2 separate regions of the Homo sapiens genome follow, and region 2 is linked to region 1. Evidence: read pairs that join two places in POLR2A ChIA-PET (ENCODE). Cell type or tissue: GM12878. All regions are shown on one strand. Links, peaks and the distances in the headings refer to the core of each region. The heading gives the core; the rest is flanking DNA. Region 1 overlaps PHTF1 (putative homeodomain transcription factor 1). Region 2 has its middle 100 kb from the start of LRIG2.

The links. Peaks named below come from ENCODE experiments on the same cell type or tissue, not always from the same donor. Only the 100,000 strongest peaks of a DNase experiment are listed, where the experiment ranks them.
Region 2: POLR2A ChIA-PET joins it to region 1 with 5 read pairs; 2 of 35 experiments call an interaction of 5 or more read pairs at or near these places.

The regions. Positions count from the first base shown.
Region 1 is chr1:113,706,920-113,722,959 of GRCh38, reverse strand. PHTF1 (putative homeodomain transcription factor 1) reads left to right here. Exons shown (of 19, transcript NM_001323043.2): 8 at 9,522-9,681; 9 at 10,847-11,020; 10 at 11,125-11,214; 11 at 12,485-12,706. Among named protein-coding and RNA genes, the nearest start is that of PHTF1, 45 kb to the left of the region's middle. In GM12878, for the core only: no CTCF peak of the experiment used is centred there; no DNase peak of the experiment used is centred there.
Region 2 is chr1:113,168,665-113,184,704 of GRCh38, reverse strand. It overlaps the pseudogene RPS19P2. Among named protein-coding and RNA genes, the nearest start is that of LRIG2, 100 kb to the right of the region's middle. RefSeq lists enhancers at 6,317-6,516, 6,597-6,676. In GM12878, for the core only: no CTCF peak of the experiment used is centred there; a DNase peak (open chromatin) is centred at 6,429.

The sequences.
Region 1 (16,040 bases), core at 8,643-11,142:
ATTTATTTATTTATTTATTTATTTATTTATTTATTTATTTGAGATGGAGTCTTCCTCTGTCATCCAGGCTGGAGTGCAATGGCGCGATCTCGGCTCACTGCAACCTCTGCCTCCCAGGTTCAAGCAATTCTGCCTCAGCCTCCCGAGTAGCTGGGATTACAGGCGCCTGCCACCACGCCTGGCTAATTTTTTTTTTTTTTTGTATTTTTAGTAGAGATGGGGTTTCACCATGTTGGCCAGGCTGGTCTCAAACTCCTGACCTCAGGTGATCTGCCCACCTTGGCCTTCCAAAGTGCTGGGATTACAGGTGTGAGCCACCATGCCTGGCCAATTCCATGTAAATTTTAGGATTGTTTTTTCTATTTTTGTGAAGAATGTCATTGTTATTTTTATAGGGATTGCATTGAATCTGTAGATTGCTTTGGTTAATATGGATATTTTTAACAATAGTCATTCTTCCAGTTCATAAACTATGGAATATCTTTCCATATTTTTTGCATTCTCTTCAATTTCTTTTTTTTGAGACAGAGTCTCGCTCTATCGCCAAAGCTAGAGTGCAGTGGCATGATCTCGGCTCACTGCAAGCTCCACCTCCTGGGTTCATGCCATTCTCCTGCCTCAGCCTCCAGAGGAGCTGGGACTACAGGCACCCGCCACCGTGCCCGGCTAATTTTTTGTATTTTTAGTAGAGATGGGGTTTCACCATGGTCTCGATCTCCTGACCTCGTGATCCGCCCGTCTTGGTTTCCCAAAGTGGTGGGATTACAGGCGTGACCCACTGCGCCCGGCTGCGTTCTCTTCAATTTCTTACATCTATGTTTTATAGTTTTCATTATAGAGATCTTTCACTTCTTTGGTTAATTGCTAGGTGTTTAATTTTATTTGAAACTATTAGAAATCGTGTAACTTTCTTGATTTCTTTTTTAGATTGTTTGCTGTTGGCATATAGAAATGCTATTGATTTTTGGCTGGGCGCAGTGGCTCACGCCTGTAATCCCAGCACTTTGGGAGGCCAAGGCGGGCGGATCACGAGGTCAGGAGGTTGAGACCATCCTGGTTAACATGGTGAAACCCTGTCTCTACTAAAAATACAAAAAAAAAAATTAGCCGGGCGTGGTGGCGGGCACCTGTAGTCCCAGCTACTTGGGAGGCTGAGACAGCAGAATGGCATGAATCCGGGAGGTGGAGCTTGCAGTGAGCCAAGATCACACCACTGCACTCCAGCCTGGGCGACAGAGCAAGACTCTGTCTCAAAAAAAAGAAATGCTATTGATTTTTATGTCAATTTTGTATCCTGCAACTTTAATGAATTTGTTTATCAGTTCTGATAGTTTTTTGGTGGAATCTGTAGGTTTTTCCAAATATAAGATCTTATTATCTGTAAACAAAGGTAATTTGAATTCTTCTTTTCCAATTTGTAGGCCTTTCATTTCTGTCTCTTGTCTGATTGCTCTAGCTAGGACTTCTAGTACTATGTTGAATAACAGTGATGAAAGTGGGCATCTTTGTCATTTTCCAGATCTTAGAGGAAAGGCTTTCAGTTTTTCCTCATTCAGTATGATACCAGCTGTGGGTCTGTTATGTGACTTGACTTTTATTGTTTTGAGGTATGTTCCTTCTATACCCTGATTTTTGAGAATTCTTATCATGCAGGGATATTGAATGTTATCAAATGCTTTTTCATCATCATTTGAAATGATTATATGGTTTTTTTCCTTCATTCTTTTGGTATGATGTGTCACGTTAATTGATTTGTATGTATGTTGAACCATCCTTGCATCCCTGGTATAACCCTACTTGGTCGTGATGAATGATCTTTTTATTTATTTATTTTATCTTATTGTTACTAATATTTGAGACAGAGCCTCAGTCTGTTGCCCAGGCTTGAGTGCAGTGGCATGATCTTGGCTCACTGCAAACTCTGCTTCCCAGTTCAAGTGATTCTTGTGTGTGAGTCCCCCATGTAGCTGGGACCACAGGCATGTGCCACCACATCCCTCCCTCCCTAATTTTTTGTATTTTTTTGTAGAGGTGCACAGAAGTCAAGTATTGAGATTTGAGAACCTCTGCCTAGATTTCACAGGTTGTATGGAAATGCTTGGATGTCCAGGCAGATGTTTGCTGCCGGGGCAGGGCACTCATGGTGAACCTTTGCTAGGGCAGTGTGGAAGGGAAATGTGGGGTGGGCACCCGCACATAGAGTTCTCACTGGGGCACTTCCTAGTGGAGCTGTGAGAAGAGGGCCACTGTCCTCAAGACCCCAGAATGGTAGATCCACCAATAGCTTGCATTGTGCACCTGGAAAAGCCGTAGACACTCAACACCAGCCCATGAAAGCAGCCAGGAGGGAGGCTGTACCCTCCCGGTGATACTTGATATCATTTTAATTTTCTGGAATGTTTTAAGACTTGTTTTTTGGCTATAATATGGTATATCCCTGAAAATGATTCATGCACTGAGGAGAAAAATGTGTATTCTATAGCCAGTAGGTAAAATGTTTAGTAAATGTCTGTCAGGTCTGTTTGGTCTGTAGTGTAGATTAAGTCCAATTTTTTTTGTTGGTTTTTCTATTTGGATGATCTGTCTAATGCTGAAAATGAGGTTGAAGTCTCCAGCTATTATTGTATTGGAGTCTGTCTCTCTCTTTAACTCTAATAATATTTGCTTTATGTATCTGGGTGCTTCAGTGTTGGGTGCATATATATTTACAATTGTTTGTCCTCTTGCTGCATTGACCCCTTTATCATTATATAATGACCTTTAACTCTTTTTATAGTTAAAGTCTATTTTGACCAATATAAGTATAGCTACTTGATATGGTTTGGCTGTGTCCCCACCCAAATATCAACTTGAATTGTATCTCCCAGAATTCCCACGTATTGCAGGAGGGAGCCAGGGGGAGGTAATTGAATCATGGGGCTGGTCTTTCCTGTGCTAGTCTCGTGATAGTGAATAAGTCTCACAAGATCTGATGGGTTTATCAGGAGTTTCTGCTTTTGCTTCTTCTTTCTCTTGCCGCCACCATCTAAGAAGTGCCTTTCACCTCCTGCTGTGATTCTGAAGCCTCCCCAGCCTTGTGGAACTGTAAGTCCAATTAAACCTCTTCTTCTTCTCAGTCTCAGGTATGTCTTTATCAACAGCATGAAAATGAACTAATACAGTAAATTGGTACCAGTAGAGTGGGGTGTTGCTGAAAAGATACCTGAAAATATGGAAACAACTTTGGAACTGGGTAACAGGCAGAGGTTGGAACAGTTTGGAGCGCTCAGAAGAAGACAGGAAAATGTGGGAAGTTTGGAACCTCCTAGAGATTTGTTGAATGGCTTTGACAGCAATGCTGATAGTGATATGAACAATAAGGTCTAGGCTGAGGTGGTAACAGATGGAGATGAGGAACTTGTTGGGAACTGAAGCAAAGGTGACTCTTGTTATGTTTTAGCAAAGAGACTGGTGGCATTTTGCCCCTCCCTTAGAGATTTGTGGAACTTTGAACTTAAGAGAGATGATTTAGGGTATCTGGCGGAAAAAATTTCTAAGTAGCAAAGCATTAAAGAGGTGATTTGGGTGTGGTTAAAGGCAATCAGTTTTATAAGGGAAGCAGAGCATAAAAGTTTGGAAAATTTGTGCCCTGACTATGCGATAGAAAAGAAAAACCCAGGCCAGGCGTGGTGGCTCACGCCTGTAATCCCAGCACTTTGGGAGGCTGAGGTGGGTGGATCACCTGAGGTCAGTAGTTTAAGACCAATCTGGCCAACATGGTGAAACCCCATCTCTACTAAAAAAATACAAAAATTAACCAGGCATGATGGTGGGTACTTGTAATCCCAGCTACCTGGGAGGCTGAGGCAGGGGAATTGCTTGAACCCAAGAGGTGGCATTTGCAGTGAGCTGAGATCACGCCACTGCACTCCAGCCTGGGTGACAGAACGAGACTCTGTCTCAAAAGAAAAAAAAAAAGAAGAAAAGAAAAACCCATTTTCTGGGGAGAAATTCAAACTGGCTGCAGAAATTTGCATAAGTAGCAAGGAGCCTAACATTAATACCCAAGCAATGGGGAAAATGTTTCCAGGACATGTCAGACACTTTCATGGCAGCCCCTCCCTTCACAGGCCTGGAGGCCTAGGAGGAAAAAGTGGTTTCGTGGGCCGGACCCAGGGTCCCCATGCTGTGTGCAGCCTTGGGACTTGGTGTCCCATGTCCCAGTTGCTCCAGCCATGGCTGAAAGGGGCCAATGTACAGCTCAGGCTGTGGCTTCAGAGGGTGGACGCTCCAAACCTTGGCAGCTTCTACGTGGTATCGAGCCTGCAGGTGCACAGAAGTCAAGAATTGAGGTTTGGGAACCTCTGCCTAGATTTCAGAAGATGGATGCCCAGGCAATAGTTTTGCTGCAGGGGCAGGGCACTCATGGAGAACCTCTGTGAGGGTAGTGTGGAAGGGAAAAGGTGGGGTCGGAGCCCCCACACAGCGTCCCTACTGGGGCACCACCTAGTGGAGCTGTGAGAAGGCCACCATCCTCCAGACCCCAGAATGGTAGATCCACCAACAGCTTGCACTGTGCTCCTGGCAAAGCCTCAGACACTCAACACCAGCCTGTGAAAGCAGCCAGGAGGGAGGCTTTACCCTGCAAAGCCATAAGGACAGAGCTGCCCAAGACCATGTGAACCCACCTTTTGCATCAGCGTGACCTGGATGTGTGAGACCTGGAGTCAAAGGAGATCATTTTGGAGCTTTAAAATTTGACTCCCCCACTGGATTTCAGACTTGCAAGGGCCCTGTAACCCCTTTGTTTTGGCCAATTTCTCCCATTTTGAACGTGTGTATTTACCCAATACTTGTATCCTCATTGTATCTAGAAAGTAACTAGCTTGCTTTTGATTTTACAGGCTCATAGGTGGAAGGGACTTGCCTTGTTTCAGATGAGATTTTGGATGCTGGACTTTTGGGTTAATGTTGAAATAAGACTTTGGGGGAGTATTGGGAAGGCATGATTGGTTTTGAAATGTGAGGACATGAGGTTTGTAGAGGCAAGGAGCAGAATGATATGGTTTGGCTGTGTCCCCACCCAAATCTCAACTTGAATTGTATCTCCCAGAATTCCAGTGGGTTGTGGGAGGGGCCCAGGGGGAGGTAATTGAATCATGGGGGCTGGTCTTTCCCATGCTATTCTCGTGATAGTGAATAAGTCTCACGAGATCTGATGGGTTTATCAGGGGTTTCCGCTTTTGCTTCTTCCTCATTTTCTCTTGCCCGCCACCATGTAAGAAGTGCCTTTTACCTCCCGCCATGATTCTCAGGGGCCTCCCCAGCCATGTGGAACTGTAAGTCCAGTTAAATCTCTTTATCTTCCCAATCTCGGGTATGTTTTCATCAGCAGCATGAAAATGAACTAATACACTACTCCTGCTAATTTTTAGTTTCTATTGGGATGGAATATCTTTTTCCATCCCCTTATTTTCAGCCTGTGTGTATCTTTTATAAAGTTTGTTTCTTGTAGGTAACAGATCATGGATTTTGTTTTTTTAATGCATTAAGCCACTCTATGTCTTTTGATTAGAAAGTTTAGTTCATTTACATTCCATGCCATTATTGATAAGTAAGGACTTACTCCTGCCACTTTGTTAGTTGTTTTCTGGTTCATTTGTGATCTCTTCTTTCTTTCCTTCCTATCTTCCTCTTAGTGAAGGTGATTTTCTCTAGGGGTATTTTAAAATTTATTTCTTTTTATTTTTTATGCATCTTTTATTATTTTTTTAATTTGGGGGTTACATTGAGGCTTGCAAATAATATTTTATAACCTATTTTTTTAAACTGGTAACACTGATTGCATAAACAAGCAAACAAACTCATAAACCAGCAAAGAGAAAAGTAATAAAAACTGTACACTTTCACTCTGTCCCCTTGCTTTTTAACTTTTTGTTGTTTGTATTTATATCTTATTATACTGTCTATGTCTTGAAATGTTGTATTCTTTTAAGTTGGTTCATCTTTTAGTCTTCCTATTGAAGATATGAGTCGTTTACACATAACAATTACAGGGTTATAATATTCTGTCTTTTTTGTGTATTTACTATTACTAATGAGTTTTGTACCTTCAGATGATTGCTTATTGCTCATTAATGTCATTTCTTTCAATTTGAAGAACTCTCTTTTGCATTTCTTGTAGGCAGGTCTGTTGTTGATGAAATCCTTCAGCTTTTGTTTTTTTCTGGGGATGTCTTTATTTTTACTTCTTGTTTGAAGTTTATTTTTGTTGGGTATAGTATTGTAGGACAAAAAGGTTTTTCATTTAGCAGTTTAAATATGTCAGACCGGCTGGACATAGTGGCTCAGGCCTATAATCCCAGCACTTTGGGAGGTCAAGATGGGAGGATTGCTTGAGGCCAGAAGTTCAAGACCAACCTGGGCAACATTAGGGAGACCCAGTCTCTACAAAAATAAAAATAAAAAATCAGCTGGATGTGGTGACCTGTGCCTGTGGTTCCAGCTATGCTGGAGGTTGAGACAAGAAGATCGCCTGAGCCCAGGACGTTGAGGCAGTAGTGAGCTGTAATTGTGACAGTGAACTCCAGCCTGGGCAACTGAGATCCCCATCTCAAAAAAAAAAAAAAAAAAAAAAAGGGAAAAATAAGTAAGTAAATAAATATGTCATACCACTCTCTCCTAGCCTGTAAAGTTTGCACTGAGAAGTCTGCTGCCAGAAATATTGGAGTATCTTTGTATGCTATTTGTTTCCTTTCTCTTGCTGCTTTTAGGATCCTTTCTTTATCTTTGATCTTTGAGGGTTTGATTGTTAAATGCCTTGAGGTAATCTTCTTTGTGTTAAATCTGTTTGGTATTGTATGACCTTCTTGTACTTGAATATTGGTATCTTACTCTAGATTTGGGAAGTTTCCTGTTATTATCCCTTTGAATAAACTTTATACTCCTGTCTCTCTCTCTACCGCCTCTTTAAGGTCAGTAACTCTTAGATTTGCTGTTTTGAGGCTATTTTCCAGATCTTTTAGGTGTGTTTCATTCTTTTTTATTCTTTTTCTTTTGTCTCCTCTGTGTCTTTTTAAATATACTGTCTTGAAGCTCACTAATTCTTTCTTCTGCTTGATCAATTCTGCTGTTAAGAGACTCTGATGCATTTCTTCAGTATGTCAGTTGCATTTTTCAGCTCCAGAATTTGTTTGATTTTTTTTTTTTAGTTATTTCACTCTCTCTGTTAAATTTATCTGATAGGATTCTGAATTCCTTCTGTGTATTCTTGAATTTGTTTGAGTTTCCTCAAAATAGCTTTTTTTTTTTTTTTTTTTTTTTTTTTTTTTTGAGACAGGGTTTCACTGTCATTGCTCAGGTTGAAGTGCAATGGTACAATCTCGGCTCACTGCAAACTCCACCTCCTAGGCTCAAGTGATCCTCCTGCCTCAGCCTTCCAAGTAGCTGGGACTACAGGCACATGCCATTGCACCCAGCTAATTTTTGTAAAGACGAGGTTTTGCCATGTTGCCCAGGCTGGTTTTGAACTCCTTAGCTCAACTGATCCACCTGTCCCTTGGCCTCCCAAACTGCTGGGATTACAGGCATAAGCCACTGTGCCTGGCTAAAAATAGCTATTTTGAATTTTCTGTCTCTAAGGTTGTATATTTCTGTCTCTCTGGAATTGGTCACTGGTATCTTATTAGATATTGGTGAGGTCATGTTTTCTTCGATGGTCTTGATGCTTGTGGATGTTCATTAGTGTCTGTGCATTGAATGGTTAGATGTTTATTGTAGTCTTCACAGTCTGGGCTTCTTTGTACCTGTCCTTCTTGGGAAGGCTTTCCAAGTATTTGAGGGGAATTGGGCATTGTGATCTAAGTCTTTGGTCACTGCAGCTGTATCTGCATTAGGGGGCACCCTAAGCCCAGTAATGTTGTGGCTCCTGCAGACTTGTAGAGGTTACTGCCTTGGTGGTCTTGGGTCAGATCTGGGAGAATTCTCTGGATTACCAGGGAGAGACTCTTGTTCTCTTCCCTAACTTTCTCCCAAACAAATGGAGTCTCTTTCTCTCTGTGCTGAGCTGCTTGGAGCCAGGAGGAGTGACACAGCACCCCTGTGGCCATTAATACTGGGACTGGCCTGGGTCAGGTCTGAAGCCAGCACAGCACTGGGTCTTGCCCAAGGTCCACATGGTGACCACTTGCCTGTCTACCACCTATGTTTACTCAAAGCCCAAGGGCACTACAATCAGCAGGTGGCAAATCCAGCCAGGCTTATGTCCTTCCTTTTAGGGCAGCCAGTTACCCTAGCTCTGGGCAGATCCAGAGACGCTATCAGGGCCTGGCGTTGAGAACCTTAGGAATCTTCCTGTCATTCTATTCTACAGCAGCTGAGCTCACACCCAAACCAAAAGACAAACTCCTTCTCATTCTTCTCTCCCGTTTCCTCAAGCAGAGGAATCTCTCCCCATGGCCACCGCTGCCCCAGGCCTGCAGCAAGTACTGCAAGGCTGTTGCTGATATTCACTCAAGGTCCAAGGGCTCTTTGGTCAGCTTGTGGTCAATGCTGATAGGCCTGGGTATCTCCCTTCAGGGCAACGGGCTCCCCTCTGGCCCAGAGTGCGTCCAGAAATACCATCCAGGAGCCAAGGCCTAGAATCAGGGACCTCAAGAGCACACTTGGTGTTCTACCCCACTGTGGTTGAGCTTGTACCCTGCCTGTAAGACAGAGTCCCCTTTACTCTTCCCTCTCTTTTCCTCAAGCAGAAAGAGTCTCTCCCTGTAGCCACCACAGCTGGGAATATACTGGGTCCCTCCTGAGGCCAGCATGGCTCTGAGTCTCACCCAATGCCCACAGTGAGTACTGCCTGGCTACCACTGTTGATTATACAGAGCCCAAGGGCTCTTTGGTCAGCAGGTGATGACTCCTGCCAGGACTGGATCCTTCCCTTCAAATGTGCTGGTTGCATTTTGGTCCAAGGTGTGTCTAGAAATGTCATCCATAAGCTAGGTCCTGGAATGGGGGCCTCAGGACTCTGGTCCCTTGTTCTACTCTGGCTGAGCTGGTATCCAAGTTGCAAGACAAAGTCCTTTTTACTCTTCTGTCTCTTCCTGGGCTGTGAACAACACTGCCTGGCTTTGCAGTAAGGGTGGCAAAAATGCACTCCCTGGCCACCCAGCTGGTGTCTCAATAGGTCATGTGCACCTAAGTCTACTGGGCTAGTGGAGTGGCAATAACAGACGATATAAGGTAGGAGTTGCATTGTGTCTGAGAAGATGTGGAGAGGACTGTGAACCTACTTTTGTGCAACACTGAAAAGTATATGCTTCCTTTCAGTTAATTGACATGAGTCTTTGAAGAATAGACTCACATTCTGAGTCTGTGAGTGAGTATTTTGTCATTCTACACCCTTACTTAGCAAGCTAAAGTCCTGAAAAATATGATTCCTGCATTTTCTTGATTTCCAGAATAATATAGCGTATTCCTTAAAAGAAAGTGGTTTCATGAAAGGTGTTACTTTCAAAAAATTAATCTTCTTTTCCTTTTTTAAAAAATAGGATTAAAAGAGTAAAATTAATATCTAACAAAGGGACTGAAACTGACAATGACCCAAGTTGTGTCCATCCTATCATTAAGAGGAGACAATGTCGACCAGAGATTAGAATGTGGCAAACAAGAGAGAAAGCAAAATTTTCAGATGGAGAAAAGTGCCGTAGGGTAAGATTTAGATGGATTTAACAAGGGGTTTTTTTCCCCATGTAACATTTTCCTATTAAGATTCTGTTAGAGATATAAAATAGGTACTAGTAGGTTTATAAATTTGTCCTAACAAGTAAAACCACAGGATATGAAAAGAAGATACCACATGAAGACTGGAACTTAGTCTTAAAATTTATAGTACTGGACTTGTTATTAATTTTGCGAGTTCTGTAATCCTAGCACTTTGGGAGGCCGAGACAGGCGGATCACGAGGTCAGGAGATCGAGATCATCTTGGCTAACACGGTGAAACCCCGTTTCTACTAAAAATACAAAAAATTAGCCGGGCGTGTTGGCGGGCGCCTGTAGTCCCAGCTACTTGGGAGGCTGAGGCAGGAGAATGGCATGGCATGAACCTGGGAGGTGGAGCTTGCAGTGAGCCGAGATCGCGCCACTGCACTCCAACCTGGGAGACACAGCGAGACTCCGTCTCAAAAAAAAAAAAAAAAAAAATTTTGTGAGTTATCCAGCCTTAGCAGTAGGCTGGTAGATTTAATAAACAGATTAGTGAAGAGGGTGCTGGGTCATATTCCAGAGAAGCAGTGATAGTATAGTAAGAGTTTGGGAAATTATTTTGTAGGTTTAAGTAGACATGGTCTGCTCTATGTCTAAAACTAGCTACACACTTTTATAGTCTTAAACTGTTTTCTTATTGGTTAGATTGTGGCATTTAGTCTAAGAATTATTGAGCCGTTACTATAACCAGGCATTGTTCTGAGTACTTTACGTATACTAACTTATCTCATTTATTTTCAACAAACCTGTGAAATAGATGCTTTTATTATAATTTCTTTTTAGATGAGGGAACTCAGCTCCAAACAGATTTAGTAAATTGCTCAAGGTTATGTATCTAGTAAGTAGAAGAGCTGTGATTCAGGCTTAGAGTTTGACTTGAGTCTTGGTTTTTGAATACTACATAACACTGCCTCTTCATTTAGGATATTTAGTTTCAACTAAATATTTTTCTTAATTGAGATTAAGTAATATATGGATTTGTTCAGTTTTGGGTTAGTTTACTTTTGCTGCTTGGTAGTTTTTGTATGATTTTTTTTTGTTTTTACACATGCAGCTTATTAGAATATTTTGGGCTGTCCCCTGTGAAGGTATTGCTGTTCTCTTTGTAGGAGGCTTTTAGGCGTTTGGGTAATGGGGTGTCTGATGACCTGTCAAGTGAAGAAGATGGTGAAGCACGGACACAGATGATATTATTGCGTAGGAGTGTGGAAGGGGCCTCAAGTGACAATGGTTGTGAAGTTAAGAATAGAAAATCAATACTTTCAAGGCACCTAAACTCTCAGGTAATTTCTATTTTAGTTTATGAAAGTATAGGACTGAATCATTGAAGTTAGTAACAAAGCATTTAACATATTTTCCTATTGCTTGTTGGTTTGATTTTTGGCAGGTAAAGAAAACCACTACAAGGTGGTGTCATATTGTGCGGGATTCAGATAGTCTGGCTGAATCAGAATTTGAATCAGCAGCCTTCAGCCAGGTAAAGTATCCCTTTGAGAAATCAAGGTATATTTTTGAGGGTAATAACTTTATCCATTCCTTTTTTTATTGGTTGCCCTAAAGTAGCATTTACATTAATATTTGCCAGCCCTTCCCTGTCTCCAATTACCCATCTCCTTATCTAGCAGCTTTTAATGACTACACACCTAGAAAGAATATTTTCCTACATTGACCCTAAGCTTAAAAGTATCACAGATGATGCCCAGCAGGAGGTTACTTAATCCCTAAATAATGAGATTATTAAATATTCACTTGGCATATGAAGTTTATTTTTAAACATCATAAATTGGATTGATGCTGATGAAGACAGATTTTTGAGAAAGGAGTTCTGAAAGATGGGAGTAGTAAATCTCATCATGAGAGCTAAAGGGCATATTATATTATTTGGAAAATTGTAACTCAGAGGTGAGCAGAGTAGATGGTGGTGGTGTGGTTTTTTCTTTTATTTTGATTAATAAGGCAATTGTGGTCATGGAATAACTTTCATATTTATGTTGGTACTTTTCTTTGACTGATTATCCTTTAACGTTTTGGAGCTGAATCCTGTTCACGAGTAGGTCTGTAGTCAAGTTCACAATATTTAGAGTTGGGGTCACTTTGTGTGTGTCAAAAAGCTCAGCTAAGCCAATTGAGTGGGTCATCTTGGTGTGCTTACAGGAATCACTCCCCTCCCAGAACACCTTAGTTGATCAGTTCCATAACATGGCAGTAGCTTCTTAGAGGGAGTACTGCTTGCTAGAGACATCAGAGTTTAACATTTAAATATTAAAATCTATTATTGGCTGGACATGGTGGCTCATGCCTGTAATCTCAGCACTTTGAGAGGTTGAGGTTGTTGGATAGCTTGAGACCAGGAGTCGGAGACCAGCCTGGGCAACAAAATGAGACCACATCTTTACAAAAAAAAAAAAAAAATATATATATATATATATATCCGGGTGTGATGGTATGCACCTGTAGTGCCAGCTACTCAGGAGGCTGAGGCAGGAGGATCATTTGAGCCCGAGTTTGAGGTTGCAGTGGGCTATGATCATGCCACTGCACTCCAGCCTGGGTGACAGAGCGCGACCCTGTATCAAAAAATAAAAAAGCATTATTGTTACGTGAAGCCCTGTGAAAAAATGAATTCATGGTGATTGACTTCTGAAGGCTTTCAAGCCATTGCTGTAGATAAGTTGTTTTAATTTTATTTCACATGTAATTATTTTTAAAGATGAATAACATTTTTTGCTTTTTGTTTTCCTTTAAAGGGCTCTAGATCGGGTGTGAGTGGTGGCTCTCGAAGCCTCAACATGTCAAGAAGAGACTCAGAAAGCACCCGCCATGACTCGGAGACTGAGGACATGTTATGGGACGACCTGCTACATGGCCCAGAGTGCCGGTCATCTGTCACCAGTGACAGTGAGGGGGCCCATGTGAATACCCTTCACTCAGGGACCAAACGTGACCCCAAAGAGGATGTTTTTCAGCAGGTCTGTGCAGACATGATAAGAATAGCTAGTATTTATTGTGTTCTTACTGTGTGTCAGGCACTCTGTCATCTCATTTAACTTTACAATCATCCTGTAGGGTAGATACTATTATTATCCCCAGTTTAGAGGTGAGGAAACTGAGCATAGTCTATAAGTGAAGATGTTGGGATTAGAACTCAGGGAGAAGTAATCTAGAGTTGCCCTAACCTAAATTTTTCTGTATATTACTTTTTCTTATTATTTTCCTTAGAATGGTCCTTTATGTGTATTTTATATTTTATATGAGTAGAGTTTGCATATAGAGAATATACCTTATATTTTCATGAACATCACAGTGTTACATATGAATTACTAGGAAATGGTATTGCTTGCTTTTTGAACAATGCATAAAATAAATAATGCTTTTAATTTCAGGTTTTATATTAATATCATAAAGTCAGATAGCCATTAGAAGGTATTTCAACCTTCCAACCAATGTAGAGATTCATTCTACATCTGTGTAAATTTTTTACCATCTGTTATGTGGTGATAATAGTTCTTACTTCTTAGGAATAGTGTGAAATAGCTAATGAGATAATATAAAGTACATAGCATAATACCTGGCAAGAGTAAATACCCAATAAATGTTAGCATTATTATTTATATCTCCATCAGATGATCAATTGGCCTCTTAAATACTTCTGGAGCTGGAATGCTTGTTATTTAATGATACAGCTTATTCCACTTCTGGATAGATTGAATGATGAAGAAATAGTTCACTTATCAACCTTTCAGTTGCTTAATGTCAATGATTGTTATGATTCTTAGGTTTTTGTTCTTTAGGCTAAATATTTCCACATTGTCTTGCAAATAGTGGATGATGGATATATATTTGTTTAATTGTCAAATATTCTTGATTCAAAAATACCATTGATTTAGGTTATACATTTTCATTTAAAAAATCGCTTCATTAAATGTATATAATTTTTAAAAAATGAACAAGAAACAGTGTAAATTTTCTCATTAAAGTTTTCTTTTTTGGGACAGAGCTCACTCTGTTGCCCAGGCTGGAGTGCAGTGGTGCAATCATGACTCACGGCAGCCTTAACCTCTCCAGCTCAAGTGATCCTCCCACCTCAGCCTCCTGATTAGCCACCATGCTTGGCTAATTTTTAAATTTTTTGTAGAGACAGGGTCGCACTATGTTGCTTAGGCTGGTCTTAACTCCTGGGTTCAAACAGTCCTCCCACCTTAGCCTCCCAAAGTGTTGGGATTACAGGGGTGAGTCACCATACCTGGCTCTCATTAAAATTTTATGCTACTTTTTCTGATTTTGCAGTGAGGCTAAATATTTTTTGCATTCAGTCTGAAGATTCATCTAAATTACATTAGTTTTCAGTAGTTATGCATAGTATCACGATGATGTTGATCTCCGTAGCACTCCCCTCCTTTGAGATTTGCAGTATAATTTTAAGACATATATAAGAATAATTGAGTGTGGTAAACTCACCATGTCAAATGCAATAAATCATTTTCCAATCCTGTTCACGTAGCCTATTCTTTTATTCCCTGTATTTCTTAATACCACACTACCCACCCAAGTCAAAAAGCTTGAAGTCATTCTTGACCCCATTTTTTTTTTTAGATGGAGTCTTACTCTGTCACCCAGGCTGGAGTACACTGGCACAATTTTAGCTCATTGCAACCTCCGCCTTCCAGGCTCAAGTGATTCTCCTGCCTCAGCCTCCTGAGTAGCTAGGATTACAGGTGCCTGCCGCCTGCCACCACACCTGGCTAATTTTTGTATTTTTAGTAGAGATGGGGTTTCGCTGTGTTGGCCAGGCTGGTCTCGAACTCCTGACCTCAAGTGATCCACTCACCTCGGCCTCCGAAAGTACTGGGACTACAGGCGTGAGCCACCGCGCCCAGCTGGCCCCATTCTTTCCACCCTTAGTCGCTTATGTTCTTTTGATTCAGCTGTCTAAATACCTGCATCTCTCTGTTTCTGGTCACCCTGCTTGGTGCAGGCCATCATTTTATCTCAACTGGATCATTACAGTAGCTTCTGTAGGGTTGCCTCTGTTCCTTTCATTTTCCTTGCTACAGCCAGAGTGATAATTCTAAAATACAAATCTGATAATGCCACTTCCTTTAAAATCCTTTTTTCTTCTTTCTGGATTGCTTGCTTCTGTTCCTTTATTTGTTCTAATACAGTCTCATCTCTGACCATTCCCTCCCTCCTCCTCACATGGTGAACTTCGACTCAACTAACCTTCTTTGTTTCTGATGTGTACCAGGCCTCATGTGCCTCTGGGCCCTTATGCATACAGGTTTCTTTGCCTGGGACATAATTTTCTCTAATGCCAATTCTTTTGGTTCATTCCTTTTTATTTCCAGGCAGGTCTTGGCTTGAGTGATGCTTCCTTCAGGAAGCCTTTCTTATATACTCCTAAAGCACTCTTGCCTTTCCTTACCATGCTGTATAGTAACTTCCTTCAGAAGTCTATAAGCTCCTTGATAGCAAGGACATCTATCTTGTTCTCCATTTTATCCACATGCATGATACATAGTAGGTGCTTAATATGAATTGTATAAGTCAGTGAATCAATCAAGTCAGTGATTCAAATCAATAAATACTTGTTGGCATTATGCTAAGCATGGTGGTAGAAGAGAAAAAATATGCCAGATGGTCCTTTTCTAGAAGATTATCTTTTAGTTTGGGAACAAGATAATTATATAGGAAACAAATAGAGGACAACATAAAAGCACCATATAATAAGATGTTAATTTGTCTGATACAGACTGTAGAAGTTTTTCATTTCAGAGAAGGGCAAAGTTAGTAAGACTGAGGCTGTCAGAGAGGACCATGTTGGTGAAATGGGACTTGAGCTAGTATTTAAAGAATAAGACATGATATGGCAGAGGAGGAGAGGGAGCTGTTTTCATTGTGACTGTCTCCACTTGAGCTTTTCTAAGCCTCACTAATTTTGTGTCCTGGTTAGACCAGAAACAGACTTAACTCCTCAGTCATTCATGTGATTTATAAGGCCTTTTAGTATCTCTCTTCCTTTACTTCCTATTACTCCCAGTGTAATCTCGTAGCTCTAGAAATTCTTTCTTAATAGCCCATGACTACACTAAGCTTATCCTCACTTCCATACCTTTAGAGAGGGAAGCAACCTTGGAGATCATGGACTATCTCTCCTCATAACAGAAGACATTTAGTCTCTCTCTAGATGAGAGAATGGCTTAGTAAGGAAAAATGGACCTAGCGAGCCATGGTGGTATGTGCCTATGGTCCTTGCTACACAGAAGGCTGTATAGAGGGAGGCAGATGGGAGGATTGCTTGGGCCC
Region 2 (16,040 bases), core at 4,984-7,483, 530 kb after region 1:
GTTTAGCTCCCACTTATAGACAAGAACATGCAGTATTTGATTTTCTCTTTCTGCATTAGTTCACTCAGGATAATGGCCTCCAGCTCCATCCATCTTGCTACAAAAGACATAATTTTGTTATTTCTTCTTCTTCTTCTTCTTTTGTTTACCTCTTTTTTACTTTTTTTATTTTTAATTTTTGTGATACATAGTAGGCATATATATTTATGGGGTACATAGATATTTTGGTACAGGCATGCAATACATAATAATCACATCATTGAAAATTTGGTATCTGTCCCCTCAAGCATTTATCCTTTGTGTTACAAACAATCCAGTTACACTCTTTTGGTTATTTTCAAGTGTACAAGTAAATTATTATTGACTAATAGTTCCCCTATTGTGCTATCAAATCATTCTTTCTTGTGGCTGTGTAGTATTCCACAGTGTATATTTACCACATTTTCTTTAACCAGTCCACCATTGATGGACATCTGGGTTGATTCCATGTCTTTGCTATTATGAATATGTCTGCAGTGAACATATGCGTGCATGTGTCTTTTTGGTAGAACTATTTATTTTCCCTTGGGTATGTACCCAGTAATGAGATTGCTGGATTGAATAATAGTTCTATTTTTAATTCTTTGAGAAATCTCCAAACTTCTTTCCACAGTGACTGAACTAATTTACATTCCTACCAACAGTGTACAAGCATTCCCTTTTCTCTGCAGCACCACCAAAATCTGTTATTTTTTTACTTTTTAATAAAAGCCACTCTGACTGATGTGAGATGGTATATCATTGCGGCTTTGATTTGCATTTCTCTGATGATTAGTGATGATGAGCATTTTTTAATATGTCTGTTGGCCATGTGTATGTCTTCTTTTAAGAAGTGCCTGTTCATGTCCTTTGCCCACTTTTCAGTGGGGTTATTTGCTTTTTGCTTGTTGATTTGTTTAAGTTCCCATTAGATTCTGGATATTAGATTTTTGTTGGATGCATAGTTTGCAAATAATTTCTCCTATTTTGTAGGTTGTCTGTTTACTCTGTTGAAAGTTTCTTTTGCTGTGCAGATGCTCTTTAACTAGGTCCCACTTATCAATTTTTGTTTTTGTTGTGATTGCTTTTGAGGACTTAGCCATACATTATTTGCCAAGACCAGTGTTGAGAAGGATATTTCCTAGGTTTCCTTCTAGGATTTTTATAGTTTGAGGTCTCACATTTAAGTCTTTAATCCATCATAAGTTAATTTTTGTATATGGTGATGGGTAGAGGTCCAGTTTCATTCTTTGCATATGGATAGCCAGTTATCCCAAAACCATTTATTGAATAGGGAGTCCTTTCACCATTGCTTGTTTTTGTTGACTTTGTTGAAGAGCTGATGGCTGTAGGTGTGCAGCTTTATTTCTGGGTTCTCTATTCTGTTCCATTGGTCTATGTGTCTGTTTTCGTACCAGTACCATGCTGTTTTGGTTACTGTAGCCTTGTAGTATATTACCTTGAAGTCAGGTAATATGATGCCTCTGGCTTTGTTCCTTTTGCTTTGGATTGCTTTGGCTATTCAGGCTCTTTTTTTGGTTCCATATGAACGTTAGAATACGGTTTTCTAATTCTGTGAAAAATGATGTTGGTAGTTTGATAGGAATAGTGTTGAATCTATAAATTGCTTTGGGCAGTATGACCATTTTAATGATCTTGATTCTTCCGATCCATGAGCATGAAATGTTTTTGTATTTGTTTGTATCATCTCTGATTTCTTTCAGCGGTGTTTAATAGCTCTCTTTGTAAAGATCTTTCACCTCCTTGGCTAGATATATTTTGGTGTATTTTTTGTGGCTATTGTAAATGGGATTGCATTCTTGATTTGGCTCTTAGCTTAAACATTATTGGTATATAGAGTACTACTGATTTTTAGGCCAGGTGCAGTGGCTCACGCCTGTAATCTCAGCACTTCAGGAGGCCAAGATGGGTGAATCACTTGAGGTCAGGAGTTTGAGACCAGCTTGACCAACATGGCGAAACCCTGTCTCTACAAAAAATACAAAAATTAGCTGGGCATGGTGGTGGGCACCTTTAATCTCAGTTTCTCAGGAGGCTGAGGCAGGAGGATCACCTGAACCTGGGGGGCAGAGTTTGCAGTAAGCCGAGATCACACCACTGCACTCCAGCCTGGGTGACAGAGTGAGACTCCATCAAAAAAATAATAATAATACTGATTTTTTTTGTACATTGATTTAAAGTATCCTAAAACTTTACTGAAGAGGTTTATTAGTTCTAGGAGCCTTTTGGTGGAGCCTTTAGGGTTTTCTAGGTATAAGATCATATCATCGGTAAAGAGAGATGGGTTGGATTTCTTTTCCTAGTTGGATGCCTTTTATTTCTTTCTCTTGCGTGATTGGTCTGGTTAGGACTTTCAGTACTATGTGGTGAGAGTGGGCATCTTTGTCTTGTTCCAGTTCTCAAGGGGAATGCTTCCAGCTTTTGTGCATTCAGTATGATGTTGGCCATGGGTTTGTCATAAATGGCTCTTATTATCTTGTGGTGTGTTCCTTCAGTGCCTAGTTTGTTGAGAGTTTTTATCATAAAAGGGTGCTGGATCTTATCAAAAGCTTTTTGTGTCCATTGAGATGATCATATGGTTTTTGTTTTTAATTCTGTTTATGTGGTGGATCACATTTATTGATTTGTGTATATTGAACCAAACTTGCATCCCAGGAATAAAACCTATTTGATTGTGGTGAATTAACTTTTTGATGTGCTGCTGGATTCGGTTTGCTAGTATTTTGTTAAGGATTTTTGAATCTATGTTCCTCAGGGATATTGGCCTGTAGTTTTATTTTCTCATTGTGTCATTGCCAGATTTTGGTATCAGGATGATGCTGGCTTCATAGAATGAGTTAGGGAGGAGTCCCTCCTCCTTGATTTTTTGGAATAGTTTCTGTAGGATTGGTACCAGCTCTTCTTTGTATGTCTGGTAGAATTCAGCTGTGAATCCATCTGGTGCAGGGCTTTTTTTGGTTGGTAGGTTTTTATTACTGCTTCAATTTTGGAACTCAATATCGGCCTGTTCCAGTTTCTTCCTGGTTCAATCTTGGGAGGTTGTGTATTTCCAGGAATTTATTCATTTCTTCTATATTTTCTAGATTGTTTGCATAGAGGTGTTCAAATAGTCTCTGAAGATCTTTTGTATTTCTGTGGGATTGGTTGTAATGTCATCTTTGTAATTTCTGATTTTCCTTTTTTTAATCTTGTCTCTTTTTTTTCATTGTTAATCTAGCTGGTGGTCTATCAATCTTGTTTATCCTTTCAAAAAACAAACTTTTGGTTTTGTTGGTCCTTTGTATGAATTTTTTTCACCTCAGTTTCATTCAGTTCTGCTCTGATTTAGTTCTGTCTTTTCTTCTGTTTGCTTTGGGGTTAGTTTGTTCTTGTTTTCTAGTTCCTCTAGGTACAATATTAGACTGTTAACCTGAGATCTTTCTAACTTCTTGATGTAGTCATTTAGTGCTATAAACTTTCCTTTTAATGCTACTTTTACTGCATCTCAGTGACTTTGGTGTGTTATGTCTCTGTTTTTATTAATTTCAAAGAATTTTTTTATTTCTGCCTTGATTTCATTATCTGTCATTCAGGAGTAAGTTGTTTAATTTCCATGTGGTTGTGTGGTTCTGAGATATCTTCTTGGTATTGAGTTCTATTTTTATTCTACCATGGTTTGAGAGTATGCTCGGTATGATTTACATTTCTTAAAATTTATTGAGACTTGCTTTATGGCTGACCATGTGGTCAGTCTTAGAGTATGGCTGATGTGCATATGAGGAGAATGTATATTCTATGGTTGTTGGTGGAGTATTCTATAGATGTCTGTTAGGTCCAATTGATCAAGAGTTGAGTTTAAATCCAGAATTTCTTTGTTAGTTTTCTACTTCAGTGATCTGTCTAATACTGTCATTGGGGTGTAGAAGTCCCCCACCATTATTATCTGACTGTCTAAGTCTTTTTGTAGGTTTAGAAGTACTTGTTTTATGAATCTGGGTGCTCCAATGTTGGGTGCATATACACTGAGGATAGTTAAGTTTTCTTGTTGAATTAAACTTTTTATCATTATGTAATGCCCTTCTTTGTCTCTTTAACTGTCGTTGATTTAAAGTCTGTTTTATATGATATAAGAATAATGACCCCTGTTATTTTTTGTTTTCTGTTTGCGTGATAGATCCCTTTACTTTGATCCTGCGGGTGTCATTACATGTGAGACACCCTCTTGAAAAGAGCAGACAGTTGAGTCTTATTTTTTTATCCAACTTGCCACTCCGTGCCTTTTAAGTGGGGTGTTTAGACCATTTACATTCAATATTAATATTGATATTTGAGGTTTTGATCCTGTCATCATGCTGTTAGCTGTTGTTTGGTAAACTTGATTGTGTAGTTAATTGCTTTATAGGGTCTATGGGCTATGTCTTTAAGTGTGCTTTGTGGTAGTAGGTATCATTCTTTCATTTCCTTGTTTAGAACTCCCTTAAAGACCTAAAATTCCTTTAATGTTTGCTTCTCTGGAAAAGATTTTATTTCTCCTTTGCTTATGAAGCTTAGATTGGCAGAATATAAAATTCTTGATGGGAATTTCTTTTCTTTAAGGATGCTGAAAATAATCCCCCAATTTCTTTTGACTTGCAAGGTTTCTGCTGAGAAGTTCGCTGTTAGCCTGTTAGCATTCCCTTTTGTACATGATCTGCCTCTTCTCTATAGTTGTCTTTAAGGTTTTTTTTTTTTTTTTTTTGGAGACAGAGTCTCACTCTGTCACCCAGGCTGGAGTGCAGTGGCACTATCTTGGCTCACTGCAAGCTCTGCCTCCCAGGTTCACGCCATTCTCCTGCCTCAGCCTTCCGAGTAGCTGGGACTACAGGTGCCCGCCACCACGCCTGGCTAATTTTTTGTATTTTTAGTAGAGACGGGGTTTCACCGTGTTACCCAGGATGGTCTCGATCTCCTGACCTCGTGATCTGCCTGCCTCAGCCTCCCAAAGTGCTGGGATTACAGGCGTGAGCCACCATGCCCGGCCTAAGGTATTTTTCTTTCACATTGGAAGGTACAATGACTATGTGTCTTAGGGATGGTCATCTTGCATAGTATTTCACAGGGGTTCTCTGAATTTCTTGAAGTTCATGTCAACCTCTCTAGCAAGGTTGGGGAGAGAAATTTTCATGGACCGTATCCTCAAACGTTTTCTGAGTTGCTTATTCTCTCTTTTTCTCTCTCAGAAATGCCAATGAGTTGTAGGTTTGGTCTCTTTACATAATCTGACGTTTCTCAGTTGTTTTGTTCATTTTGTAAAATTATTTTTGCTTTATTTTTGTCTGACTGGGTTGATCCAAAGCACTGGTCCTCAAGCTCTGAGATTCTTTCCTCAGCTTGGTCTAATCTGTTGTTCATGCCTCTAGCTGAATTTTGAAATTCCTATAGTGAATTTTTCTATTCCAGAAGTTCAGTTTGGTTCTTTCTTAAAATGGCTATTTCAACTCTTGTATCACTTTATTGGCTTCATTGGATTGGGTTTCAACTTTCTCCTGAGTACCACTGAGTTTCTTTGCCATCCAGGTTCTGAATTCTGTATCTGTCAATTCAGCCACATTTCAATCTGGGTAGGGTTCATTGCTGGGGAGCCAGTGCAACCATTTGGAGGTAAGGAAACACTCCTTCTTCTTGATTGCTGGAGTTCTTGTGTTGATTTTTCCTTATCTGAGAGAGCTGGTGTTTATCCTTTTGAAGTTGCTGTTATTTGGATGGGGCTTTTTGTTTTTATATGCTTTTGTTCTCTTGAGGCTTTGACTGTGGTGTGTATTGTGTATAGTTGATTGGCTTCATTTCTGAGTGTTTTCAGAGGGCCAAGGCTCTGTATGGGTTATTGAGTTGTGACTAGATTCCTGTACTGGGTTTCATAGTCAATGTATGCTAAAGGAATTTTTGATTGGTGGTATAATTCAGGCTGCATTCCAGTAGATGGAGCTTAAGAGTAAGGGCCAGCAAATAGGCTGTCACTCAGCTATGTGCCTCTTTTATATTTCAGGGCATTCACAGCAGTGCTTTGTGGAGGGAGAGATGTCGGGCGTGAGAGACGACCCCAAGTTTGCTCCTAGGCCTTGGAGGAGCACCCTCTAATCATTGGCATCATGCCTGCATTTCCTTAGCCCCAAAAGGGCCCCTGGGAGGCTACACTCCCACCTCCCTTGGGTGGCCAGAGTCAATGGTTAGGTTGTCAGGAGACCCACAGCTCCCCTGAGATCCACTGGTCCTCTGTGTTTGACATAGTCAGAGTGAGTTATGGAGTATGTCTGCGGATGGTCTGTAGATGCAGTGGGTCAAGATTGGAGGATCCTCAGGGCAGTGTTGTCATGGGTGCACAGCTGGTGCAGCACCCATGACTCATGACTGGGGGGTTTTGCTCAGCAGAAAACTGTGGGGACTACCCAGCTTGTGCTCCCCTGACTGAATCTCCTTCCGGTGTCTGCCCCCGTAGCAGGCCCAAACAGCTAGTTTTGTTCCAAGCCTTCTGTGCCCAGATTGCTGGGGTGTTAGGTGTTCTGGGCTTAGGGGCTCCCTTGGGCAGAGGCTGTGGGCTGTTAAACAGGGTACACCCTTCCCAGACTGATTTTTGTGGAGGGAGGCATGCCCAAATCCCACACTAGTACATGAACCTGCACCTCACTCTTCTGAGGTGTTCTGAGAGTGGGGGCTCCTCACCTGCTTGAGCTCAGGCCACAGATCTGAGCTCGATACCCCTGAGCTATGTGCTCAAACCCTGGGGAGTTGGGACCTGCCCCATGGCTTTGTCCTTTGGCCCCTTGGGGTTGAGCACTGGCTGTGCTGAGGAATGGGGGAGGCTGAATCTTTCCCAGGCCACCAGCAAAGCAATCAGGTGGGGCAAGTGTGTGCACGCTCTTGCACAAGCAGCCAGGCAGGGGCCTTAGGAGGAGCCAGTGGATAGGGGGGTGTGCAGATCAGATGCACCCTAGTACTGCAGGAAAGACAGCTCTGCTCTCTCCCAGCCTGGCAGTCAGCAAGGGCTAGAGTCACTCAGAGCAAAATGGAGAGCCTTGGAGGATGGACACCTATGGTCACATTTTGCTGCAGTTGTCCCCCATGCAAAACCTTTTGGGCTTAGCACAGGTTCGAGTTCTGCCTCTGCCTACTTTCCAGGCAGTTCCCCTGCAAATTAAAATGTCTATGGGGGTCATGGGATCTCTTGTAGCTGAATCTCTTCCTTAGGACCTGCTTAGGGCCAGGAGCTGGTCCTGGTGCTCAGCAACTCTATGAAGTATTCCCAGCTTCCACCCTGTTCAACCTTATTGTCGGTGTTGCCTCTCTATTGACTTTCTGTATTTTCTCTCAAAAGATCTGTTTGAAATGTGTTGGATTAGTCAATTTTTGGTTTCTCTCAGTGGGAGAGGCATTTCCTGGCTGCATCTAGTCAGCTATCTTGTTCTTCTCAATCCTTTTCAATTTCTTTCATCAGTATTTTGTAGTTTTCCTCGTAGAGATCTTTCGCTTTCTTGGTTAAATGTATTTCTAGGTATTTTTTTAAATTTATTTTTGTAGCTATCATAAATAGAATTGCCTTCTTGATTTCTTCCTTGGCTAGTTCATTAATGTTGTATAGAAATGCTGCTGATTCTTGTGTGTTGATTTTGTATCCTGCAACTTTACTGATTTATCATATCTAAGAGTTTTTTGATGGAGTCTTTATGTTTTTCTAGGTATAAGATCATAGCTTTAGAAAAGAAGGACAATTTGACTTCCCTTTTCCAATTTGGGTGCCTTTTATTTCTTTCTCTTGCCTGATTGCTCTGGCTAGGACTTTCACTCCTATGCTGAATAGGAGTGGTGAGAGTGGGCATCTTTGTCTTGTTCCAGTTCCTAGAGGAAAGGCCTTCAGCTTTTCCCCATTCTGTATAATGTTAGCTGTGAGTTTGTCATATACGGCCTTTAATTTGTTGTGGCATGTTCCTTCTGTGCCTGTTTTGTTGAGAGCTTTTATCATGAAAGGATGTTGAATTTTTATCAAATGCTTTTTCTGTATCTATTGAGATGATCATATGGCTTTTGTCCTTCACTCTGTTGATGTGATGTATCACATTTATTGATTTGCATTTGTTGAACCATACTTGCATGCCTGGGATAAATCCCACTTTGTTATAGTGGGTTTTTAAAATGCGCTTTTGGATTCAATTTGCTAATGTTTTGTTGAGGATTTTTGCATCTGTATTCATCAGATATATTGGCCCAGAGTTTCCTTTCTTTCTTTATTTATTTTGTTTCATCTTTGTCTGGTTTTGGTAACGGGGTAATGCTGGATTCATAGAATTAGTTGGGAGAGGCTTCTCCTTTTCAATTTTCTGAAATAGTTTGGAGAATTGGTGTTAATTTCTTTTCTAAAGTTTAGTAGAATTCAGCAGTGAAGTCATTTAGTCCAGAGCTTTTTCTTTTGTTGGGAGAGTTTTGATTACTGCTTTGACTTCATTACTTGTTATTAATCTTTTCAGGATTTTCTATTTCTTCCTGTTAAAGCAAACTATGGCCTGAGAAGGACTCCGTACTTCTATATTTCAGTCCTTATGGATGAACTGTAACCTAGCTTAATAGGCAGACAAGATCGAAAACCTAACTTAGGAGTATGAGCCTGGAACAATAGCTGAGTCTTGGCCAATCCCAGTGGCCATATTTCAACCACTCATAGACTGCTAAGTGTTCATACTGTGTTCAAATAAGGCAAACGCCAACCTTTAACCAATCCAGGTGTTTCTGTACCTCACTTCCGATTTCTGTACGTCATTTCTCTTTTTGTGTCTGTAAGGTTTTTTTGTTTTTTTTGTTTTTTTTTTTGTTTGTTTGAGACATAGTCTCGCTCTGTTGCCCAGGCTGGAGTGCAGTGGCACAATCTCAGCTCACTGCAACCTCCGCCTCCTGGGTTCAAGTGATTCTCCTGCCTCAGCCTCCTGAGTAGCTGGGATTACAGGTGCCCACCACCATGCCCAGCTAATTTTTTTTTTTTCTTATATTTAGTAGAGATGGGGTTTCACCATGTTGGTCAGGCTGGTCTCAATCTCCTGACCTCAAATGATCCTCCCACCTTGGCCTCCTGAAATGCTAGGATTACAGGCATCAGCCACTGTGTCTGCTCTGTCTATAAATTTGTTCTGACCACAAGGCATCCCTGGAGTCTCCTGAATCTGCTGTGATTATGGAGGCTGCCTCATTTGCAAATCGTTCATTGTTCAATTAAACTCCTTTAAATTTAATTCAGCTGAAGTTTCTCTTTTAACATTTCTGATTCAATCTCGGTAGGCTATATGTGTCCCAGGAATATGTCCATTTACTCTCGCTTTTCCAGTTTGATAGTGTATCATTATTCATAAAGTCTCTGATTATCTTTTGTATTTCTGTCTTATCAGTTGTAATGTCTTCTTTTTCATTTCTGATTTTGTTTATTTGGGTCTTCTGTCTTTTTTCTCAGTCCAGCAAGTGATTTATCAATTTTGTTTATATTTTAAAAAACACAACTTTTGTTTCATTGATCCTTTGGTGTTTTGGGTTTTTTTTTCTTTTTAGTCTCTATTGTGTTTAGTTCTGCTTTGATCTTTATTATTTATTTCCTTCTACTAATTTTGGATTTGGTTTGTCCTTGCTTTTCTAGTTCCTTGAGGTGCATCATAAAATTGTTTATTTGAAATCTTTCTACTTATTTGCTGTAGGCACTTATTTGCTATGAACTTCCCTCTTAGCATTGCTTTTGCTGTATCCCACAGGTTTTGGTATATTGTGTGTGTTTCTATTTTCATTTGTTTCAAGAAATTTTTTTATTTCTTCCCTGGCCCAGTTGTCATTCAGGGGCATATTGTTTAATTTCCATGTATTTGTTCAGTTTCCAAAGTTCCTCTTGTTATTAATTTCTACTTTTATTCCACTGTGGTCTGAGAAGACACTTCATATAATTTTAATGTTTAAAAATTTTTCGATACTTGTTTTGTGTCTTAATATATCATGTATCCTGAAAGAATGTTCTGTGTGCTGATGAGAAGAATATGTATTCTGTAGCTATTGGGGGAAATGTTCTGTAAATATCTGGCAGTCCATTTGGTCTAGTATGTAGTTTAAATTATTTTTTTTTCTGTTAATTGTCTGTCTAGATGATCTGTTTAATGCTGAGAATGAAGTGTTGAAATCCCCGACTATCATTGTATTGGAATCTATCTCTCCCTTTAAATCTAATGTTTGCTTTTATATCTGGGTGCTCCAGTGTTGGGTGCATATATGTTTAGAATTGTTATATATCTTCTTGCTTAACTGATCCCTTTATTATTATATAGTGATCTTCTTTGTCTTTATTAACTGTTTTTGACTTAAAGTCTGTTTTATCTGATGTAAGTATAGCTACTTCTGCTCACTTTTGGTTTCCATTTGTATAGGATATCTTTTTTCATTCCTTTACTTTTAGTCTACATGTGTCTATGTGTGAGATGAATTTCTTTTAGGCAGCATTTAGTTGGGTCATGTTTTTTTCTCCATTCAGTTAGTCTATATCTTTTCAGTGGAAAGTTTAATTCATTTACATTCAAGGTTATTATTGATATGTGGGGACTTATTTCTGTCATTTTATTAATATATTTCTGGTTATTTTTTGTATCCTTTGTTCCTTTATTTCTCTTTTATTGTTTATCACTGTGGTTTGGTGGTTTTCCATAGTGATAATGTTTGAGTATTTTTCTTGTTTTTGAGTTTACTCTATCTGTGGGTTTTATATCTGTATGTGTTTTCATGATGGTAGATATATTTCTTTCACTACTGAGTGTAGAATTTCTTAAGCATTTCTTGTATGACTGATCTAGTTGTGATGAATTCCCTAAACTTTTGCTTGTCTGGGAAAGGCTTTATTTCTCATTCACTAATGAAGGATAACTGTGCTGGTTATAGTATCCTTCACTGACCATTTTTTTTTCTTTCAGCACTTTAAATATATCATCCCATTCTCTCCTGGACTGTAAGGTTTTTGCCAAAAATCTGCTGTTAGTCTGATGGGAGTTCCTTTATAAGTGACTGCCAAGACCAGCTCGGTTGGGGAGACCCTAACTCAGCAGCGCCAGAGGAATTAAAGACACACACACAGAAATATAGAGGTGTGGAGTGGGAAACCAGGGGTCTCACAGCCTTCAGAGATGAGAGCCTCAGACAGAGATTTACCCACATATTTATTAACAGCAAGCCAGTGATTAGCATTGTTTCTATAGATTATAGGTGAACTAAAAGTATTCCTTATGGGAAACAAAGGGATGGGCCGAAATAAAGGGATGGGTTTGGCTAGTTGTCTGCAGCAGGAGCATGTCCTTAAGGCACAGATCGCTCATGCTATTGTTTGTGGTTTAAGAACACCTTTAATAATCCCAGCACTTTGGGAGGCCGAGGCGGGCGGATCACGAGGTCAGGAGATCGAGACCATCCCGGCTAAAACGGTGAAACCCCGTCTCTACTAAAAATACAAAAAATTAGCCGGGCGTAGTGGCGGGCGCCTGTAGTCCCAGCTACTTGGGAGGCTGAGGCAGGAGAATGGCGTGAACCCGGGAGGCGGAGCTTGCAGTGAGCCGAGGTCCCGCCACTGCACTCCAGCCTGGGCGACAGAGCGAGACTCCGTCTCAAAAAAAAAAAAAAAAAAAAAGAACACCTTTAAGTGGTTTTCTGCCCTGGGTGGGCCAGGTGTTCCTTGCCCTCATTTCGGTAAACCCACACCCTTCCAGTGTGGACGTCATGGCCATCATGAAGATGTCACAGTGCTGCAGAGATTTTGTTTATGGCCAGTTTTGGGGCCAGTTTATGGCCAGATTTTGGGGGGCCTGTTCCCAACAAGTGCTAGATGCTTTTGCTGTTTTTAGAACTCTTTGTCTTTGACTTTTGACAGTTTAACTGTAATGTGCTGTGGAGAATACCTTTTTGCATTGTATCTATTTGGGAATTTTTCAGCCTCTTGTATCTGGATGTTTAGCTTTCTTGCTAGACTTGGACAGTTTTCATCTATTATTTTGTTAAATAACTTTCATTTTGTCTTCACCTTCTAGGACTCTGAAATTTTGAATATTTGGTCACCTTATGGTGTCCTAATAGTCACATAAGCTTTGCTCATGTTTTAAAATTATTTTTTCTTTATTTTTGTCTGACTGGTTTATTTCAAAAGACCTGTCTTCAAATTTGAAGCTCTTTTCTTCTCCTTGATGTAGTCTATTGTTGAAGTTTTCAACTGTAGTTTCTATTTCATTCAATGAATTCTGTAGTTTCATAATTTCTGGTTGATTCTTTTTATGATAACTATCTCTTTGGTAAATTTCTCATTCATACCTTGAATTGTTTTTCTGATTTCTTTGTATTTTTCAGGATTCTCTTGTATCTCACTGAGCCTCTTTAAAAATCAATATTTTGAATTCTTTTTTTAGGATTTTATAAATTTCTTTTTTTACTTAGATATGTTACTGGAGAATTATTATGTTCCTTTGGAAGTGTCATACTTTCTTGCTGTTTCATGTTTCCTGTGTACTTATATTGACATCTGTGCATTTGGTGTAACAGTTGCTTCTTCCAGTTTTTGAATTTGCTTTCATAGGGGAGGACTTTTTCCTGAAGATGTATCTATGGTATTGTTTGTGTAGGAAACTTTGGCCTTGATTCTGGGTGTGTACAGTAATGTAGTCTCTGTATGATTTCTATGGCTATAGGCAGTGTTAGTGATGTCTGTGATTTCTTCAATGGCTTAGGATGAGGTCATTAGTGGAGGCTGTGGTGAAGTATTGCTGGGGACTGGGACACCAGGTGGGCCAGTCTTTGGGACCTAATGGTGACAGTGGTAGGCTGAGTGTGTCTGTCCTTAAGCCCGAGGGTGGCATATGCTGGCACCAGTGTTAGCGGGTCCAAGCATGCTGATTCTTGGGCTTCCAGGTGGCTTGTTCATATGCTGGTGGCAGTGGTTGGCTGGCAGGTGGGCAGCTTCTCAGGAACCTGGACAGTAGGCATGTTGTGAGTGATGGCAGTGGCAGTGGTGAGACAATTCTCTGGGTCCCAAGCAGTATGCAGTGGTGTTGGCAGTGGCTGCAATGGGCTAGGCCATCTAGTCTCCAGGTCTGCAGGTGTTGTGTGCAAGTAGGTGCCAGCTGCGGTGGTAGTGGAAGGGTGGGTGGGGCCAACCTCAGGCCCCCAGGAGGAGTTTTCAGGTGCTGACACTAGTGGACTGGGCTGGATGAACCTCAGGCCCACAGACTATATGCTCTGGCATGGATTATGGGAAAGCCAGCCTGAGCAGGCTTGTAGTCAGCTCCCCACAACAATGGTGCATACTGGCACTGGCTGTGGTAGGCAGAAACAGAGTGATCCCCAGGCCCCCAGCAGAATGCTTAGGGTTGTGGCAGCAGAAACTGCATTATGGCCCTGCTCCTGGAGAGGGTGAAGTTGCTTTCAGTGGCAGCAGTTATATGTAGGCGAGCTTGGTTTATGCTTCAGACCTAATGGCAGCAGCCCTTTCACTCACACTGTAGCCCCAGCAGCATAGTAACAACAGCTATGTGCAGAGGATTCTGTCTGGGTGTGTGAAAATGTGCAGTGGCTCTGCTTCTGGAGGGAGTGGGGTTAGTGGCCTGCACTTCAGCCTCAGTGGCAGCAGCCAGCTGTGGTGGTAGCTGCAGGTGGGGAATCTCAGTGGGCGCCAGGGCCATGGAGATGCAGGCACTGCTGGGTCCCAGGGAGAGTGCCGTTCGCATGGTGTTGGGCTCTCAAAATAGCACCTTGCACAGGAGCTGCTGATGCCTTGGGGATGTGTGGGATCCAGTGTGAACTCCCTCTCTGGGGCAGTGCCATTGTGTGGTCTCCAGGAAGCTCTCTGTTTTCGTCTCAGGGCCCCTGTGGGTCAGGGGCTCTACCATGGCTAGGACTGCAGGAGTCCACGCATGGCTGGGACTGCAGGAGTCCACGGTGAGAATGTGGACCACGAGGCATCTCTCACTTCCCTTTTCCCCACAATGGGGAGTCTCTACAGACTCCTAGCTGGTCCTGGCTGAGCAGGCTGCCTTGCTTCCCTTTTATTCCTTGCCTTAGGTGTTTCCTGACACTTCTCCAATGAATTCCAGTGTTTTTTTTGGATGACCTATTTGAAATGTGACTATCTACTCACTATTTAGGTTCTTCTTTGTGGAGGAGGCAAGTACCAGCCATCTTTAAGCCCCTCTGACTTGAACTTCTGAGAACCAGAATCTTCCTAGAGGCCTTAAGTACATGATGAGATGGTATCTGAAGAAGATGAATCTGTTTATTTGCAGTAGTGGAAGAAAACAGTGGCATAAGTAATCACAAATAGCAGATTATTATAAAACGATGTAGCAGGTGCTATAATATCCTCAATCTGTTTTTTTCAAGCTATGAGTTTCAGAATGCTAGGGCTCCTGGGAAAGGCCTTGGGGATGCTAAGTGGGGTGGGTGGATGAGGCAAAGCTGAGGGGAAGCGGGACTCAGCACCCCTCTCCCTTTCCCACCTTAACTGGAACAGCACTGCTTTTATTGTTTTAACACATGGAGTTCCAGATGACGTTTATTTTCAGACAAGAATTTAATAGATCTTAACTGAACAACATCAATTAATTACAGAAATACATAGCCAGACAAATGTGCCAGGAGGGGGTTGTTTGAGGATAAATACTTTGCTGGGCATTCACCTCCCAGGGCTGTTAGAGATTACTTCACATTTTCACCTGTGAGATACCAGCTCTGACGAGGGGAAGATTCTCCCGGAGAAGACAGATTTGGAAGGCTGCTTTGGAAGGCTGCGGATATGCCTGTGCCTCAGGAAACGATTGAACCTGGCTCACTTTATTCAACACACTGTGCCTTTCAACTCTTAGCCCGGGGGTCTGTCTCAGGCCCAGTCAGGCTCTGTCTTCAACTTGATTCCCTCAGCAAGTTCCAAGGCCTACTTTCCTCTTCTGGTAGCTACCCCCTGAGGCAGATTTGGAGTGGGGCAATTCCTCCCTCCCAAACCCTCCCCCCTTCTCTTTGTTACCCCAGACAAACATTCAAGAGCTTTTCACCCTGGATAATTAGACCAGGGCAACAAAAACAACAAACCTAGGGAAGTTACACAGGTTCTAGATTCTTATAAATATATTTTGAATACTGTGGCTTTTGTCTGCTTCACAAGAGATAATAATGGATAAATTCTGCCCTCCACATTTATTTATTTATTTTTATTTTATTTTATTTATTTTTACGAACGAGGCAATTTATTAACCTAGCATGGTTTGTTCTAATGCTTCTTGTTGTCAGCTGCCACCTCTCCGGTGATTCTGTCCACATCTCTCTGTCCCTGAGGTATTAGTTTGTGGCCCCCATCTTGGCCCTTTTCCACCATTTTCAGCCCCTCCAGGGCTTGGAGAACCTGGCGGGCCACACTCTTGGAGCCTCGACTGAAGTGGCTGGGCATGATGCCATCTTTGATGTCCCCCATCGATCTTGGTCATGGAGCCAACCCCAGAGGTACAGGTGCCGCGCTGTGGAAGCAGCTCGTGTGTAGAACCAGTTCTCATAACAGGGAGCAAGCTCTTTATGCTTGGCCACCCATTTGGGGATTTTCAGCTGCCCAGACTTTTTGAGAAAGGCTGCCAGAGCTCTGACGAACTCCTGCTGGTCCACATCTTTTACAGTAACTCCAGGCATCCTGCGGCCTCTGCGCTGCCAGCCGGGGGAAAGGGCCACATTTATTTTTAAATGACCTCACCAATGATCTTTCATTCAGTCCTGACTCTTAGATGTCCCCAAGGAATGATGTGAGCCCGCCCCTTGTCTTAGGAGTTCTCTGATCTTCTGTCCCACATGAAGAGGATCCCCTTTAAGCAGTTTCTCATTGTCATGCTTTTATCCCATTACTTCATACATGACCTTATACTATGTGTTCTGGGTTCTTTTTTTTTTTTTTTTTGAGATGGAGTCTCGCTCTGTCACCCAGGCTGGAGTGCAGTGGCACAATCTTGGCTCACTGCAGGCCT